2 separate regions of the Mus musculus genome follow, and region 1 is linked to region 2. A link is a loop called in an ENCODE intact Hi-C map of the cell type or tissue named here. Cell type or tissue: heart. All regions are shown on one strand. Links, peaks and the distances in the headings refer to the core of each region. The heading gives the core; the rest is flanking DNA. Region 1 has its middle 250 kb from the start of Tmem135. Region 2 has its middle 6.5 kb from the start of AI314278.

Evidence for each region. Hi-C counts contacts between places; a loop is a spot of excess contacts. Peaks named below come from ENCODE experiments on the same cell type or tissue, not always from the same donor. Only the 100,000 strongest peaks of a DNase experiment are listed, where the experiment ranks them.
Region 1: a loop joins it to region 2, with 8 times the contacts of the local background. A loop is called at or near these places in 23 of 42 quality-filtered maps.

The regions. Positions count from the first base shown.
Region 1 is chr7:89,083,395-89,091,735 of GRCm38, reverse strand. No RefSeq gene overlaps it. Among named protein-coding and RNA genes, the nearest start is that of Tmem135, 250 kb to the left of the region's middle. In heart, for the core only: a CTCF peak has its summit at 5,189 (motif pointing left); a DNase peak (open chromatin) is centred at 5,215.
Region 2 is chr7:89,415,669-89,424,009 of GRCm38, reverse strand. No RefSeq gene overlaps it. Among named protein-coding and RNA genes, the nearest start is that of AI314278, 6.5 kb to the left of the region's middle. In heart, for the core only: a CTCF peak has its summit at 4,821 (motif pointing right); a DNase peak (open chromatin) is centred at 6,169; H3K27ac peaks cover 1,889 bases.

The DNA of each region.
Region 1 (8,341 bases), core at 217-8,216, 330 kb after region 2:
TCATCTCTATGGAGTAGAGGTCATGGTACAGGAAGAAACTCTGCATATGACCAAAGGAGAAAGGTAAACACCAGCCCAGCTATAAACTCTTTGATCTATAATGATGACCTACCTACTAATTGCACCTGTTCTAGTGCAATAGTGGCATAAAATTGTAGGAGTAACCAGTATCTCATTGGATTTAATGCCCACCCCAGGAGACCAAACCCATCCCTAACACTGCTCTCATGTTCTCAGCATCTTCAAAAAAAGGGGGGGGGGCTTTGGTGGGTATGGATTTAACTAACTCTCTGAAAATACTTTCCCAGGCCCAAGGATAATGTTTGTTTAAGAAATGATCTTAAGACTTTGGCATGGCCTGCTGTTGGTCAGCCTGATTTCAAGAAGAAATGGTGCTAATCTGAGACAGCGAAGAATGGGTTTAGAAAACAGGACATTTAAGCTTCAGAAAAAAGTCATTTCTTATTCCTACTCTGTACATCTTTGGTTATAAGTAAGTAAGTAAATAAATAAATAAACATATAAACAAATAAATATCAGTCAATACTTCTACCAGTTGATGAAACAGTAGAAGATCCCAACTACAATTGCTGGTGGATCCCCACCCACAATGTGTATATTTTCTCCCCAATAGGAATGCTGAGCAGGAAAGTTGAGTATTGATTGCTTTTTTGATAATCTCCTATTCTGAGAAGTTATACAGACTGTTGGTGATTTTCCCAAAGTGCCTCAGCAGCTGCCAATCACTGACTATGTACTGGACCTTCAGACAGCAGAAAGTCTCATTGCTTTTGGCTCTATCTCTACTCTTACCTTGTACAACTTTCCCCACTGCCACTGTGTTCCTGGACCCTGTCATGTGACTTCCCAAGCATCTCTCACTTCAGTGGCTCTCCAACTTGCCACCCACACAGAAGCAGCGAGTTCTTTAAAAACACCAACGGCATCACATTGTGTGTAGTCACGCATCCTTCCGGTTCTGCAGCTGGATGCCAATTTCTCTCTCTTTTTTCCACACAAGAATGATGGCACACAACCTTTCTCAATTTCTTTCTTTGCTGTACTGATACCTAGGTTTTGACAGACATCAGTCTGGATATACTTTCTTCAGATGGTTAATCTTTGCTTTTTGCTCCTGAATGTCCTCTTTCTACTTTTTTCTCTCAGGGTACACTATGTTTTTCCTCCAGGGCATGTATTAACATCTGTAATTATAGGCATTTGTTGATTTACTATTTATTCTTCTTCCATACTCTAAGCTCTGTAAAAACAGGGACACTGTCAATCAACTGTATATTTAGGCAGCACCTTGGCAACTCTATACTAAATATTGACCAAATATTTGTTCAGTGAAAGAAACTACAACCATTTATCTTTGATGTAATGAAGTAAATGGGCTAAAGTGAGGGCTTAGATATGCCATGCCATGTAAGAGAATTAGGAGAAAGCCAATGTAACTTTTTTTTTAAATCTGCTGAATTATATAAGGGCCAAGGATTGGTCTTTAGATGAGTTCTATCCCTGGTGGAATTTACACGTAATACAGCATACTTGGCTGATTCACAAGAATAGATTCAACAGACTCCAAATCAGAAACGAGAAAAACAAAAATGAAAACAAAAAGCAAAACTAAGATGCCTAATAAAGAGGTCATCTTGGGTGTCAGAATACCAGTGCTATTGACATTTTCATTTGGCATTGATTCAGTGCAGGAGCTTTTTTATACACTGAATCCTGGCTGCTAGCAATTAGATACCAGTAGCACACTTCCAGCTGAGACAATCAAAAATATCCCCAGATATGGCCTAATGTGCAGGAGTGTACTAGAGAGTACTACAATAGAAAATGACTGCCCCAGGAGAAGTGGCAAGGAGCTTCCAAGGCAGGCTTAGATACTAGATCTAGTGCTGGATGCAAGGAGACAATGTTTAGGTTAGGGGCTTTCCTCTCTGGACCTCCCTGAAGGCTTGAATGAATCCCAGAAGGCAGGCCTTAGGTCACTACTGATTAGTATGCTTTTAACGTATGCATTTGTTCTGTAACGACCCTTCTTGATAGCTAAGCCTAACATGGAAAGCACTGTTTCTGTCCAGACTCTAGGAGCAGTTGGTTCTGTTCCATACAGGCTGAGGCATTGTGGACACTGATTCAATGTAATGGATCCTCTGTGGAATAGTCAGGATCTGGGGTCACACTGGCTGCCTCAAAGAATCTGAAGAATACAAAGCATTCCTAGGGATTATATCCTCCACCCCTCCCAAATATTTAGAAGGAAGACTGTAGAGAATGCTCAGAAGGATGTAAAAAATTGTAATGGAGCTAATGGGACTGATGGAGCTCACAAACCTGTGAAACAGATAATGCCATTAGCCCTGCACTTTGCAATTTACAAAGTGTTCATCTTTACCTGGAGGATTCACCAACTCTGCAAATAAAATTCTACAGAGAAATTAATAGCTACCCTGTCTCTGATAGGATCTCACTATGTAGCTCTCCCTGTCTTGAAACTCACCATGTAGGTCAGGCTGGGCTTGAACTCCCACAGGCCCACCTGCCTGTCTCCAAAGAGCAGAGATAAAATGTATGTGTGTGTGTGTGTGTGTGTGTGTGTGTGTGTGTGTGTGTGATTCTTATCAGTATATATTTTATGAATAAATCAGTTGCTGAAGCCACCACTTTCAAGTCTAGAGGCAGGTCCATGACTTCAATGCAAACTGTGAGGTTTCCTCTCCATGAAATCCCCTATCAACTTTTCAGTTAGGACATTTTTATTCAGTTCAAGTTGCAGGATGGCCGTAGAAAAGGAATTCACTCAGCTTAGTGCCTCTGGGTGATTTTTCTCTGTTTTTTCTTTTCTCTCCCCTTCTTCTCTTCTTCTCCTCTTCTTGAATTTGTGATCCTCTTGCCTCAGCCTTGAAAGGGCTGAAATACAGGTGAACCCCTGGGTGATAGGCATGTGTCACCATATTCTGCCTGTTTAACTTCTTAAAATACTTGTATTAATTCTTTGAAAATTAAACACATATGCATGATATATGCTAAGCATATTAATTCTCATAAATCCCCCCAACTCCTCCAAAGTTTAAGCCATCTCCACCTTCTTACCTTCTTACCCATCCCTACTGATTTTTTAATACCCCACTGAATCCTTTTTGTTCTGGCCACATACTCCCAGGGATGGGGCTACCCCTGGAGCAAAATGTGGTCATCTTATCAGGGTTCCCACCCTTAAAGAAAACTACACTTCTTGCTTCAGAAACCATCAACTGTCAGTAGCTCACTAGCTGGGAGTGGGGGTGCACAAGCTCCTCTTGTGTTCATGCTAGAATGTTCACTGTCTTGATCTTGTGCAGCTCTTACACAAACAACCACAGCTGCTGTGGGACCATGGGGGGTGGGGCCACAGTTCTAGCTGCTTAAAGCTTCTTATTTTCCTCTTCTCTAAGCCTTTCTAATGCCTACTTATTTCGTCCTGGATTATAGTTTTATCTCCCTGCATCCCTCAAGACTAGATGAGGCTCTGGCATTCTTGTTTTTCCCTTGACACACACTCCATTCCTGTACTTACCAGCATTATGCTGGTCTTCAGGATAGGTGGTAAAAGCTTGAAAACTTAGCTATTGGGCCTTTTGTGCATCAATGCACTTAGTTGTCTGTTGGAAAGATGGAGGAGATTTTTTGTTAATCTTCTACCCATGTTCTCTAGAATGTATGTTTTAAAAGGCAAAGACTGGAATTGTTTACTTTACTGTTATACTGCTGATGGTAATGTAATAATGACTCATATGGAGTAGATACTAAATGCCTTTTGAATTATCTTAATACCTCTTTTGAAAAAGAGTAGTGCTGTGTTGGTAAACTTGGTAAGGGGGTGTAATTAAGTGCAATGAGTGTTTCACTGTTTGCCAGTAGCTGGGTGTTCAAAAGAGTAAATGTAGAAAGTGAGTAGTCTTTTCAACTAACAACTCAGAATGAGAAAAATAAATATATAATTATGGTAAAACTTGTGCATTAATCCAACCAAGAAATTTTATGCCGCTATCTTTCTATGGATTTATTCAACAAGTATGTGTTGAAGTGTTTTTCCATGTCATGATAGTCAAGGGATTAGTCACATAAAGATGACTAACGTTTGGACTCTGGGCTTAAGAATGTTGTCTAAGTATCTAGTTATGCATCTAGTATGCGTTCAACTTTCTTCTGGAGCTGGCGCGCTAACAGATGAGAAACCTTGTACCTGCTCTTCAGAGGCTGTCGCACAGTACAGAGGCACATAAGACATTACCCGCTAAGCCAATAATAAAAGCTATTATGACTGAGTTATAGAGTGTGTGGGATAATGGTTTTCTAGCTAAGATATGGGAATGGTCATGGAAGACTTCCAGTGTTGTCTAAAGGTTAAACAGGCGCAACCATTAAACATATAACATAGTCTGTGAGATCATATTATTATGTTCCATCTACCATTAGAGATGTAAATATGCGGTAAGGCATGTTTATGGTGACAGTCCCTAGTAAATGAATGACAGTGAGCTCTTCTGACAAGAGTGCTGGCCCATTCTTCCAGGGTGAGACACAAGCAGAAAAAGCAATAAGAAACAAACCTGGAAAGGTAGGCCAAAGTTCCACTATACTGGCTACAAATGCAGGGCTTAATTGTGTCCCATTGTTCTGGGATACCATGTGCCAGCAGTTTGCCCTTTGACTTGATATGAAGTTCAAATTCTGCCTCTTTTTGTAAAGCTTCCCTATCTACTCAAGGCAGGCCACAGGGCTGCTTTTCTCCATTCATCAGATAGGTTCCCTCAATTAAACACTTTCTCAGTGGATTATATTGACATGGCTTTTGTGGGTCCTTGGGGACTTGGAAAGCACTTTATCCTAAGAGTCTGAAGATTTCAGCAGAGATCTTGGTCCACAGAAGGTGCATGTTGTTGTAGTTGTAAGTAGCTGCAGAAATTACAGGCAACAAGGGTACCCTTCACTTTTGACATCACTGGTAATTTCTAGAGACCCGGAAAGAAAGAAGAGATGTGAGGGAGCATATATCTTTAAATGTAGTATTATATCTTTGGACAGTAGATAGGTGCATGCAAACTAGATGAAGGACAAAGAATCCATCCCTTTTAATCTAGTGATGGATTTGAGGGTATTTAGGGTAGGACAGTGACACCTAGTGGTAGAAGATCCAGTTCCATCCTACCCACCCCAAGATGGATCATCCTTAGGGTTTTATGACTCTGATGTCACCAGCTGACATCTGTAGCAGAGTGTGTGCTGCTGCTGGCTGCCATTGGACCTTGGTAGTTTTCAGGATGGATGGTGAGTACTTGGAAAACATAACTATTATGTATTTGCTAACAATACACTTAGCTGTTGGTTGGCTGGGGAATTCGTTATGCTCTTCATACAACTATATTACATATTGAACAAGAAGTAGGAGAAGGATGAGGATGAGAAGGAGGACAAGGAGATGAAGAAAGAGGAAGAAGAAGACATTTCCTGCAAAAGTAGCTGAAGGGAGGGAATGTTTATTTTTATTCCATTAGTTTTGAGTCTTGTGTTGAGAAAGAACATCATGTTGGCATGACAAATGGCAGAAGCTACTCACTTTGAAGTCAATATGAAACACACACACACACACACACACACACACACACACACACACACACACACACACAGAGAGAGAGAGAGAGAGAGAGAGAGAGAGAGAGAGAGAGAGTGTTTGTATTTTTGAACTACTCCTGCTCCCTTGAAAAAATATTCCATCTGCATCATCCCCAGCCTAAGGGATGGTGACTTCAGTGTTCTCCCACTTTATCCATCCTCTTCATGACAAGTCTCCACAGAAACACTTAGCCATGTGCTTTCCTAATCTCATAGTTCCTTCCTAACCTACTCAGCTTGACAATAAATATTAGCTGTACTAGGAAGGAATTGGGACCTGGTACAAAGAGAGAAGCCTGGTGGGAGATTCCCCAGAGCATCTACCAAGAGATTAGACGTTTGTGTTAGTCTCTTTCCATGGTGGGGCACCATCCAGAAATGTTCAAAAAGAATAGTCTCATGCACCTATGACCTACATGGTATGGAGATTGGGGACCTCTTGAAAAGCCCAAGTGGCTTTTCTCTTTGATTCTAGGTTTCCAAATGTATTCTTCTTCTCAGCATAGCTGTTTTGATTACTGGTTTTTCTGTTGATTTCTTCTGAAGCAAATTTCCCAGCTTCAGCTTCCCAGCAGACAGGTTGAAGCTCTCCTGTGGCTGGAACAGGTAGGAAGCAGCTGTCTTCTGCCTCCTGAGAGTGGAGACAGTTTACTGTCATCCAAAGTGGTTCTGGGACAAAGGTGCTCCAGAGATATGATCTTGTTCTCTGTCTAGCATCCTCTTCTGCAATTTTTTTGGGTATTTATTTTATAGTTTTAAAATTCTTAATTTTATATAGTACCTTTAAGAAGTGTTTCCCAAAAGGTAATCATTTCAAATGCAAACGAAGGCACAAAGAAAGAGATAAAATGCAAAATCGTTTGTTATTCATTGTAATTAACAAACACATGTATATTATTATTTATATTTATGTTTATATTTATATTTTAACAACAATTGCAAGTACTTAGGGAGAGAATATTTTCTGAGCCTTTTGAGTTTTGTACTTTTCTAAGTACTTTTAAAGTGCCACACTAAACTGTCATGCGTGGACAGGAGATGAGCCACAGGCTTTTTTATTAGCCTACAAAAATATAAATTAAAAATTGATATTAAATCTCTAAAAGCATCAAAAAATATTTTACAGTATTTTAATGTGTTTTAAATCTAAAAATTTGTTTCAATTTATTTTCCCTTAAATATGAGCTTGTAAATAGAAACTTTAAAAGTATTGATCAACCATTATGTATAGTCTTGATTATCTCTGAGAGTGGATGATTTCTAGAGTTTTATGCTAAGGATCTTACAGAGCCTAGGAAAATGTGCACATCTTTCCCTTAGGGACCATATCTTGAGATATTGTGAAGGCTGCCGCAGTCACCTGACTTTGGCAGGCTACAGGATGACTCAGACACTCTTGCCAGAGGCCTTGCTCTCTAATTGCAAACTCAGGTCACACAGTAATTATTTTCCCCAACAATAATACAATTTGCTCCTTGGTAATTTCTTGCCTTTGCTTATGAATATAGAAATAAGGAGTAACATTTAAAATATATGGCTCAATAGGTAGATCTTTATCATAAATGTGTGGAACTGGGTCAGAAAGAGTTTAAGACACACATAACAGGTTTGGATACATTTAAAACCAGGTCTGCTTCCTCCAAGAGTTCATGATCTTTACACGACCACAGTTAGTTTGATGGGTCTCATTTCCAAGGTTTTGCAAGATCCACTGTAATCCTTCCAATCCATCACTACCTTCAGAAGAACCAACTCTGCTTACACCTGAGTCTTGGAGCTTTAGCCTACAAAAATTATGAGAAAATATTAAGTATGTTGTCATAGAGAATTGATGGAGCCACATGAAGGGAGAATGAGATTCAGTCACACACTGGTGTGTGCAGAAGTGCGTATGAACTAACAGAGTTAGGGATTGTTGTTAGACACCCTTTTGGGTTGAAGTATATGCTCCTACCCTGACTTATATGTTGAAGTCTTAACTCCTAGCATCTCAGAAGGTATTTCTGTAGCCAAAGCGAGAGCCTGGGGCCTTCCAATCCATCACTACCTTCAGAAGAACCAACTCTGCTTACACCTGAGTCTTGGAGCTTCAGCCTACAAAATTATGAGACAATATTAAATATGTTGTTCAAGCCACCCAACTGCAGATCTAGAAAGCAAATACAAATGTTCTAGAATAAAAGTACTCTGACAGAGCCATGGATATGACAGTGTCATTAAGGATGACCTTTCGGGAGTGAGAGGATCTTCTTCTGCCTAGACTGAGGCTCCACCTTTGATATATACTCACCAATGACTCAGGGCAGGAAGAGCCAAGTTTTCTTTGTAAGTCTGTCACATTTCTAGGCCAGGTACATCCTTACTTTTCTGCTTTCTGCTTGCCTGGTTGTAGGCCATTCTTTCTGACCTGATCTGTCTAGCCCTCATAGAAAGACGCACCTTGTCAGACGCACCTTCACTAATATTCAATGCATACTTTGCTTTGTGTTGGAGTATGTTTTTGAGTATATAAATAACACTACCTTAGCTTAAGCCACCATCTACTTCTTTTAGGGGCAAATGGGCAGTATACATATTCTATATAGAATTCCTCTGAGTTTTGGTGGAAGCAAAGGCTATTGTCAATCATCAGGATGCCTGTGGAAGAAACCATCTGTGTTGAGTGGAGGAAAAG
Region 2 (8,341 bases), core at 152-8,151:
AATTACTTTCACATGTCCCAGTTCACTCATTCCCCCCACTTCTGGATGAGAAAACTGAGGCCTGAGACTTAAAACAATGTGTTCATGTTCAAGTGGCAAATGACCAGCAGAGCCAACACTCTCCCCTTCTGCATTCTCGGAGGACAAGGCTCGTGCTAATTAGTGAGGTGACCTGGACTGTGCACTCTGACAATTTCATTTGTCCCTGGGCCGAGTCAGGTAAACATTAGCCCGCTTTTCACTCCTGTGTCACCTCAGTCTTTCTCTATGTGTCTTTGGATTTTTTCCCCTTAATTATTTTGATCCTGTATTCCACTTCACCCTTCATTCCTCCCCTTCCCTTTCCGTGTATTAACCTTTCCCTGTCTTCTCTCCTTTTTTTTTTTTTTTTTTTTTTTTTTTTTTTGCTTTACTCACAAAAACATTTGTCTGTCTCACATAGGGAATAAAAATCATGTGACCGAGTGGCCTTTAAGGTCTTGGAAGCAGGGTATTTTCTTATGGATTTTTTATTGTTTAGGTTGTTTTGTCAGGGTAATGAAAAAAGACTCCCAGGCCCCTTATCTCAGGCCTGCTAGAGGGTGCTTGCAGTTTTGTTTTTCTTTCCAAGCTGGTTCCTTACAAATGCGTGCCGAAGGTCACTCCCAGGTCCCGGAGATAGTGTTGGGTAATCAATCACATGCAACCCAGCAGCATCAGCAGATAATGTCAGAGCTGGAGCAAGAAGCAACAGTGGAAACCGCCCTGGGATTGCACAGGTGATCTGATGGGTTGCTTTTGGTTCTCTAGAAGTTCTTTGAGAGTCAAAAATATCTTCTAGTTCAGTGGTCCTTCCTCCTTTCTGTTTTAGTACTCCAAAACAACAAACAAACAAACAACTGACGACAACAACAACAACAACAACAAAACAAAAACCCAATAAATATCCATCTATAAAAAAGGCTTGAAAACTTCACAGGTAATCTCATCATTGCAATTCTGAGAGCAATATAGACGTGTTTAATAGCTCCCAGGGATGGGTCCGCATGGGGCCCTCAGCAATGATTAATCCTTTCAAAATATAAACAAACAGAACCCCCGAAGGAACTCTGTGTTGCCTTTGCGGAGGGCAAGCTTTGCAAGCTCGATTAAGTCGCGTCAATTCTCCAGGCTTCAGTTTTCTTAACCATAAAATAATGAGCTAGTTTATTTCTTGCACAGTGGTGAGCTCAGCCATGCATGTGTGCTTAGAAGCCAGAGGTCAACCCAAGTGTCTTTCTCCACCTTATTTTTTGAGACAAGATCTCTCCATGAACCTGTAGTTCGCCATCTCTTCTGAATGGTCTTACTTGTAAGTCTTAGGGATCCCATGTGTCTTTGTCTCCCTGCCAGGATTACAGCACATAACCATCTCCTCTCCTGCCATGGGGGGCAGGGAGACGACTTTTACGTGGGTTCTAGGGATTTGAATACAGGTCCTCAGGCTTCTATATTAAGCACTTTGCCTGTCAAGCCATCTCCCTGGACTTAGTTTACTCAAACTAGCCTGAGCTACATAGTGAGACCCTATTCCAACTAACCAACCAACCAACCAACCAACCAATTAATTAATAAGAAAACAACAACTACTTTGTAACTTCTTAAAGTACACTGTCTGACTAACTAACTAGCTAACTAATAACCAACGAACGAACAAAACAACTCCTTTGCGACAGATCTTAAAATAAATACAGTGTGTGACCTCGGGGGCTTTCAAAATGGAATAGAACAAACGGGTGAATTCAAGGGAAAACAATATCATTTAAAATTGTTATTTCATTTCTTTGTTGTGTGTCTGAGTATGTAGGCAGGTGTGCATGCACATGTGTGTACATGCATGCCAGAGAGCACATGTGGCAATCAGGACAACTTGTAGGAGTCAGTTTTCTCCACCTACTCTGTGGATCCCAGGGACCAAACTCAGGTGTCAGTGTTGTTAGCAAGCAAGAGTGAAGATACTCTGTAAAACACAGAAACCTCTCTGGCTAGTTTATTTTTAGGAGTCCTCCAGCCTTAAAAGCTGACATATTTGACTTGTTTGTTCTCATTTGAATTGCTTCTTGCACTAATGTATTTTGTTCCTCGTTGATTGCTTGTTTTAAAATTCCTTTTGTTCTTCTCATCCATAAGCAATTACTGTATCAAATACTGTTCAATTGCCATTGCAGCCATAAAAGTTAGATAACATAGTAACCAGACCACCATATCCAATAAGAACAGCAAGGCTTAGAGAGTTCAACCTATTCAAGTTCATGCAGCTATTAAGTGGCAGAGCCAGTATTCGAACCCCCAAATGTCGATGTCTAAACTCATGCACCTTCTACTACATGGTACTGCTTCAGGTATACGCAGCCATGCTTCTAGATTATGCACTTTACCCATCAGCAACATAATTTGCAAGACCAGGTATAAAATGAAAGTACGAGTCTCTGGGCTGGCAAGACAGCTTAGTAAGTGACACCCTGAATGACTGCCCAAGTCATTCATCCATGAAGCTAAATCTGCCAGTTACAGTGACTTAGTAAATGGTACCTACTGCCAAAGAGGAGACACATCCAAGCAGTGCGTAGGCCTTGACTACAGTGGCAGGCTACTTCAGTGACCAGTTTTGCATGCAGTTTTTCCGATATCCAGTGTGTGTCGCCTGAGTGGGACTTGTGGGCTCTGTATGTGACTTTCCAAGCATACTCCCATTGTTTTATTAGGCAATACTAATATTTCCAGTAAAGGGGTAACTGACAAAATCTGTGTGGTCAAGAGCACTGGCTGCTTTTTCAGAGGACCCAAGTTGGAGTCTCAGTACTAATGTGGTGACTAACAACCACCCTTAACTGCAGTTAGGAGATCTGACGCCCTCTTCTGGCCTCTGCAGGCACTACATGCACCACACACACACACACACACACACACACACACACACACACAGAGGCAAAACACCCATACAATATAAAGTAAAAATAAATGTTTTTTAAAAAGTTCAGACCACACCCTTATCTTTACACTGAGAACCTGAGGATGAGTACTGCAGAACAAATAACTCACGGCAAAAATCCTCTTAAAATAAAAATCTTTTTAAAAAGCATACATGGAGACCTGAAGGTATGCTCTAACAAAGGACAGTGGAATGAAATTTGCTAGACTCTGAGCCTCCCTCTTGCAGCGTGAAAGAGGAGGATAACTCCCAAAGATCCACTGAAGATCAAGTGTAGGTGTCTACTTCAGGTGCTTTACCACTGGTATTTAGTCTTCCAACATCACAGATCTTGTTTATGAAAGATATAGACATCTCACCAGAAATAATGGCCACGTGCATGGGAAAGCTTTGTAAGCAATTCAAGAAGTCTTGAAATGACTCCAGATCTTTATGAACCTGTGTTTGATGGTGAGTTCTATACCTATAGAATGGCCATATTAAAACTAGATAGAAACTTAGAGCTTAGTCCTCAGGGGGTGAAGGCTGAGGTCATTTGGGATAATAAATTGTTATAAATGTTTCAGAAGACCTAGATATCAGACTTCCCACCCTATCATCGGAAGTTGTCACCCCGCAATAGTTTGTTTCTACTTAAACATTGTACCAAGTGGAACAATCTCCTGCTACAAATAGCTGCTGCTTGGGCATCAGTGAAAATTTATGGAGCTTTCAGACAAGCCAGAGTGTCAGCCGATGGAAGGTTCTTGTCTATGGGAACAACCTAGGAGGCAAACACACAGAAACAGTATAAAGTAATTGGACGGACTCTGGGAGGCAATGCAAAGGTGGGCGTCATCAATGTTCTCTGACCTTGGAAAGGTTCCTAGGACAGAACACAGAAACCTGAAGAACGAATCGAAAAGATATGAAGGGATGGAGGTCTTCTGAATGATAATAAATGATAAGTCCATACAGCTGAAAAAAGTGAAACTGTGTGTGCGTGTGTGCGTGTGTGTGTGTGTGTTTGTGTGTGCAGAGCTGAGAGGAGTTGGAGCTGGTTGGGTCACAGGAAGAAGGCATGGGAAATCTGGGAGACAGACGAACAGCCAGACTTCAGACTGTGCACATCACACCACGACGTTGAACTTTTAGGAAGAATGTTACCTCTTGCTGGGCACGATGGCACACAACTTTAATCCCATAACTTGGGAGGCAGAGGCAGGCCGATTTCTGAGTTCGAGGCCAGCTTGGTCTACAAAGTAAGTTCCAGGACAGCCAGGGTGATACAAAGAAACCCTGTCTCGAAAAACCAAAGAATGTTACCTCTTGTGATGCATCGTAGATCCTTTCATGGCCACGGCACAGGAGGTCATCAGATAGCTACCTGCCCTGGATAGTCCTCTATCAGGTGTGGGAGGACTGTAGGTGAATGCATGAGATCCTTTGAGATCCCAATCATCCATTTTCTCAAAACATCAGACACTTCCCATGTAAAGCAGTTCAAAATGGCAGGTGCTGCTCAGGCCTTAAATGTGTCTTGAAGATGCCCATGAGCTGTCTCCAGTAGTGAGGGACTCCTCCCTTCCACTAGCAGACATCTGAGCAGGAAGAGGCCTTCTCAGACTGTTCTCTCTCTCACAGCATCTCCTAAGAGCTTCACAGTTCTCATCCACTCTTAACCTACAGCCAGTCTGGCTCTGAGGAGGAAGCATCATTTTGCATGACAGGAAATGCATTAGGAAAATGTTTGCTCTCACCTTCCTTCTGCATTCTTGGGCCTTAGGGGTACTCAGAAGTGCTCTCAAGGAGTGGGTTTTCTTCCAAGAAAAGTCATAAGCAAACAAACAAAATGCCTGTTTCTGCCCTAAAATTGTTCTACCTTGCATAACCAGTAGGTGTCAGAAGACTCCTATTTTAAAACAAAACAAAAACAAAAGCACTTCATAATTACTGACCTAATGATAACAATTTTCCAGTGTTCGGGTTTCTTAGTTTTTTTGTTTTTTCAATTCCACAAGAGGAAACATTGCAGCTGTGTGTAACCTACCTCTTCAGAAACATCTTTGACTGACAAACTGGTTCTAATTCCTCCGACTACCCACAAATACAATGAGACCTACTAGGGAGGCTGTGGCCGATAGCTTTTTGTTGAAATATCCATGGTAAATTGACATTTTGCAGGAAATTCCATTGCATTTACACTATTTATTTAATAGAAATAATCTCTGCGATTATTTGCATTTATTTCTGAAGTAGGATGTTTTCCCTTCCTTGGAATAGGCTCAGGAAATGAGTGAAGTGTTCAGGAAGTTAGCTAAATGCTGATGTAAACCCAAAAGGAAGATCTGCTGTTGGGGGACGGGGGGCTTACAAAAACAAGAGAGCCTAGAAAATGGGACTCTCATTCATTATGGAAAATGGAATCCAGAATTCTGATTTCAAAGGAAGGGAAAGAGGGATAAATATTTCAGAGGATCTGTCAAGCACCCCAGCTTTTACTGATAGCAGCAGCTGGTGAAGAAACTGTTAAGCAAGAAAATCAAGATAGGCGATGACTGGGACTAAGGCTGCATTAAATGAAGGCTTTAATAGGAAATTGTGTCAACTATTCCAGGAAATAAGTCTGGCAGGAAACTCCCGAGTCCTGAGTTGCTGGTGGGTCCCTGAGCACTCCATAAATGAATAAACATTTTCTTCTACCCTAAGGAATCTGTGCCTTCTACCAACATGGTGTGCCACAGACCCTCGGCCGCACAGGGGAGTCTCATAGCGCAGCGAAACTCATGCCCCCATACACTGTGAGTCAGTGATTCGACCCCTGTGACCTTGCATGCTATTAATCTCTAGTTGGCCATTTTGAGTGTACCGTATCTAATGAGACAGAGGAGTACATTTTAGAAGTAAAGTCTTAGTTCACTGGACAGGGTTGCAAAGGACAAGATTGCATCTTATGTGAAAACTGCTGATCACTGCCCTCTGTGTCCCTCAGCACCTACCTTTCTGCCTTCACAGTTTTTTTAATCCAAGCTCTGCCTTGACTGTTTTCCAGCCCACAGTCTACACAGCAGCAACAGCAAAGCCCAGAAGGCCACCAACATAGACTTTGCTTGCTTTCCACTGACTCCCCAAAGCCAACCTCCAGGCCCTTTCACAACTTGGCCTCATTTGCCCTTCCCTCCCACTCTGAGAATCTCAGACTCCAGTTATGCTGAAAAGACTTGGTGCCCGGTACCTCCCTCCAGGCAACACAGGGTCAAGTTTATTCACACATTTATCATTTTAGCTTGGGTGAAGGCAGGCAGATGGGCGTGTACCCCTTAAACATCTGTAGAACAATCTAACTGGGGTTCTAGAATTGTGGCATGACAGTATTGACAGAAGCAACTTCCAAAGATACCAGGCAGAGTCACCTATAGAAATTCCCTACCAGGCACAGACGTTATAAATCAACATGTATTTGGAAAAGATGTCCAACTGGAGGTACTTATCAGAATCTAATTATTCAACGTCTCTGATGGCACATCGAGGCGGGTTAGTTTTTAGCTTTCATGCTTTACATGCACAATTTAGAGGGTCATTAAGAGGAACAGAGCCAGGCTTCTAAGGGTCACCATGTCTGTTACACTCACCCTTCCCTTTCCCTTCTCTCTTCAAAGTTGTGTGAGAAAAAAAATTGAATGGCGAGATAAGAGCGGCCAAGAAAGGGTTACATGCTGCTGAATACCCAAAAGCCATTCTCTTATCTAAGCTGAAGCAGTTTGGAGGCTGGTGTCAAGAAGAAATAACATCATGGGTACAGTAAACTCCTTGCACCAATTTGAGGGTGGGGTCAAGGAAGATATATGTTCCTCACAGCACCTTGCCAGGACAGTGGCTGGCCCATGGTGGGCACTCACTCAGCATTCCAAAGCAGTGATTTTTTCCAGGTTTAAAGCCTACTAACATAAGCTAAGTTTCTTTTCTGTTCATTCAACTGCGCTTGGGGACTCAAAGTTAGAGTTTATCTCTCATGGTTTGGTTTGGTTTTGAATCACCTCCCTTCTCCATTTCTGGCCTACTCCCGTGTTGAATATGCATCAGACACTCTGCAAATATTTGTTAGGGCAAAGAAGAAATGGCAAGGAACAGAAACCTAGAGTTAGTAACACTGTGTGGTAGGTCTTTATCCTGTAACCCATTTTGAGGCTAGAGAATGTTCTTGAAGGCTAGTGTGCTAGCATCTCCCGAGAGAGTCCTGTCATCCTGGTGGCTCTTGTTACCCGTGATTTTCTTTTGTGAACCTCATGTCACTCAAGTTCCCAAGCCCCTGCCTTTCTTACTTGCTCCTCCCCTCTCCTTTTCTCATTTTGCTCCCTTTTTGCCTCTTTCTTCCTCTATAAGCATACTAGAAACCTGTGTTCTCAGACAGGTGCAACTCTAGGCTGCAGAAGTATGTAGAGAAACACTGTTGGGTGCTCAGAGGCTGCAGGGGGCCTAATCTAGTGAGTGAATGGATGCAGACCATTCCGGATGGCACAGGAAAGCTCCAGAGTTCAAAACAAAGACCAAGACTGATGAAGTGAGAAGGAACAGAGGAAGTGGCAAGCCAGAAGACCAAGGACATCTTCCCAAGACAGAAAAGACAGGAGTTTCATCCCGAAGACAGAACACACATAAGCTAGTTGAAAAGACAGAATAGGCACTTCAGACAAGGGGGGAAACCCACCCATCCGCACATACATGCATACAGGCATACAGCTATAAACGCACAGGCAAGGAGGTGAGGGGGAAATCTCAGTTAACTAGGTCCAGTTTTCCTCTGTGACTTATCACTCCATCACATGGCTCTTACCCTGGCCACTTACAGCCCAGCAAATGGAATGATGCAATCCTCGGGCCTTTCAGGAAATTCAGCTACCCAATCTTTTAATCTCTCATTAGGAAAGTAGCCTGGCCACAAGATTAAGTACATTCTTGGGTGAAAACAGGGCTGGATGTGAGGGAGTCAGAATCTCACACAAGCGCTCAACTGTTCCTTGGCCTGCCTTAACCTGGTTGTCCAGAGAAACTGCAACCTTGGTAGGGTGAGGAACAGAAATGGTTCCAGAAAGCTAGCCTTTGGAGAGAGAAACTTAATCTGTCAGGATTAGTAAACACCAGAGGCAAACACAGCCTTTTCTGCTGTTCCTCTGCCCCCTCCCCCCCCCCCCCACTTCCACTTCCCATCTAGCAGAGATCTATACAGGGAACTAAAGAAACTGGGAGTGACACCTGGTCCAGAGAGACTGCCTGTTGCCAGCAGTGGTGGCTTCCAAAATACACACCCACCTTCCCAAGGCTCTTGTTCTCTGATTCCACCCTCTTTTACATTTGTCATAGCCCATGAAAACCCCATTCCTCCCAGAAGCCCTGTCCCCTGTCTCTTTGTTA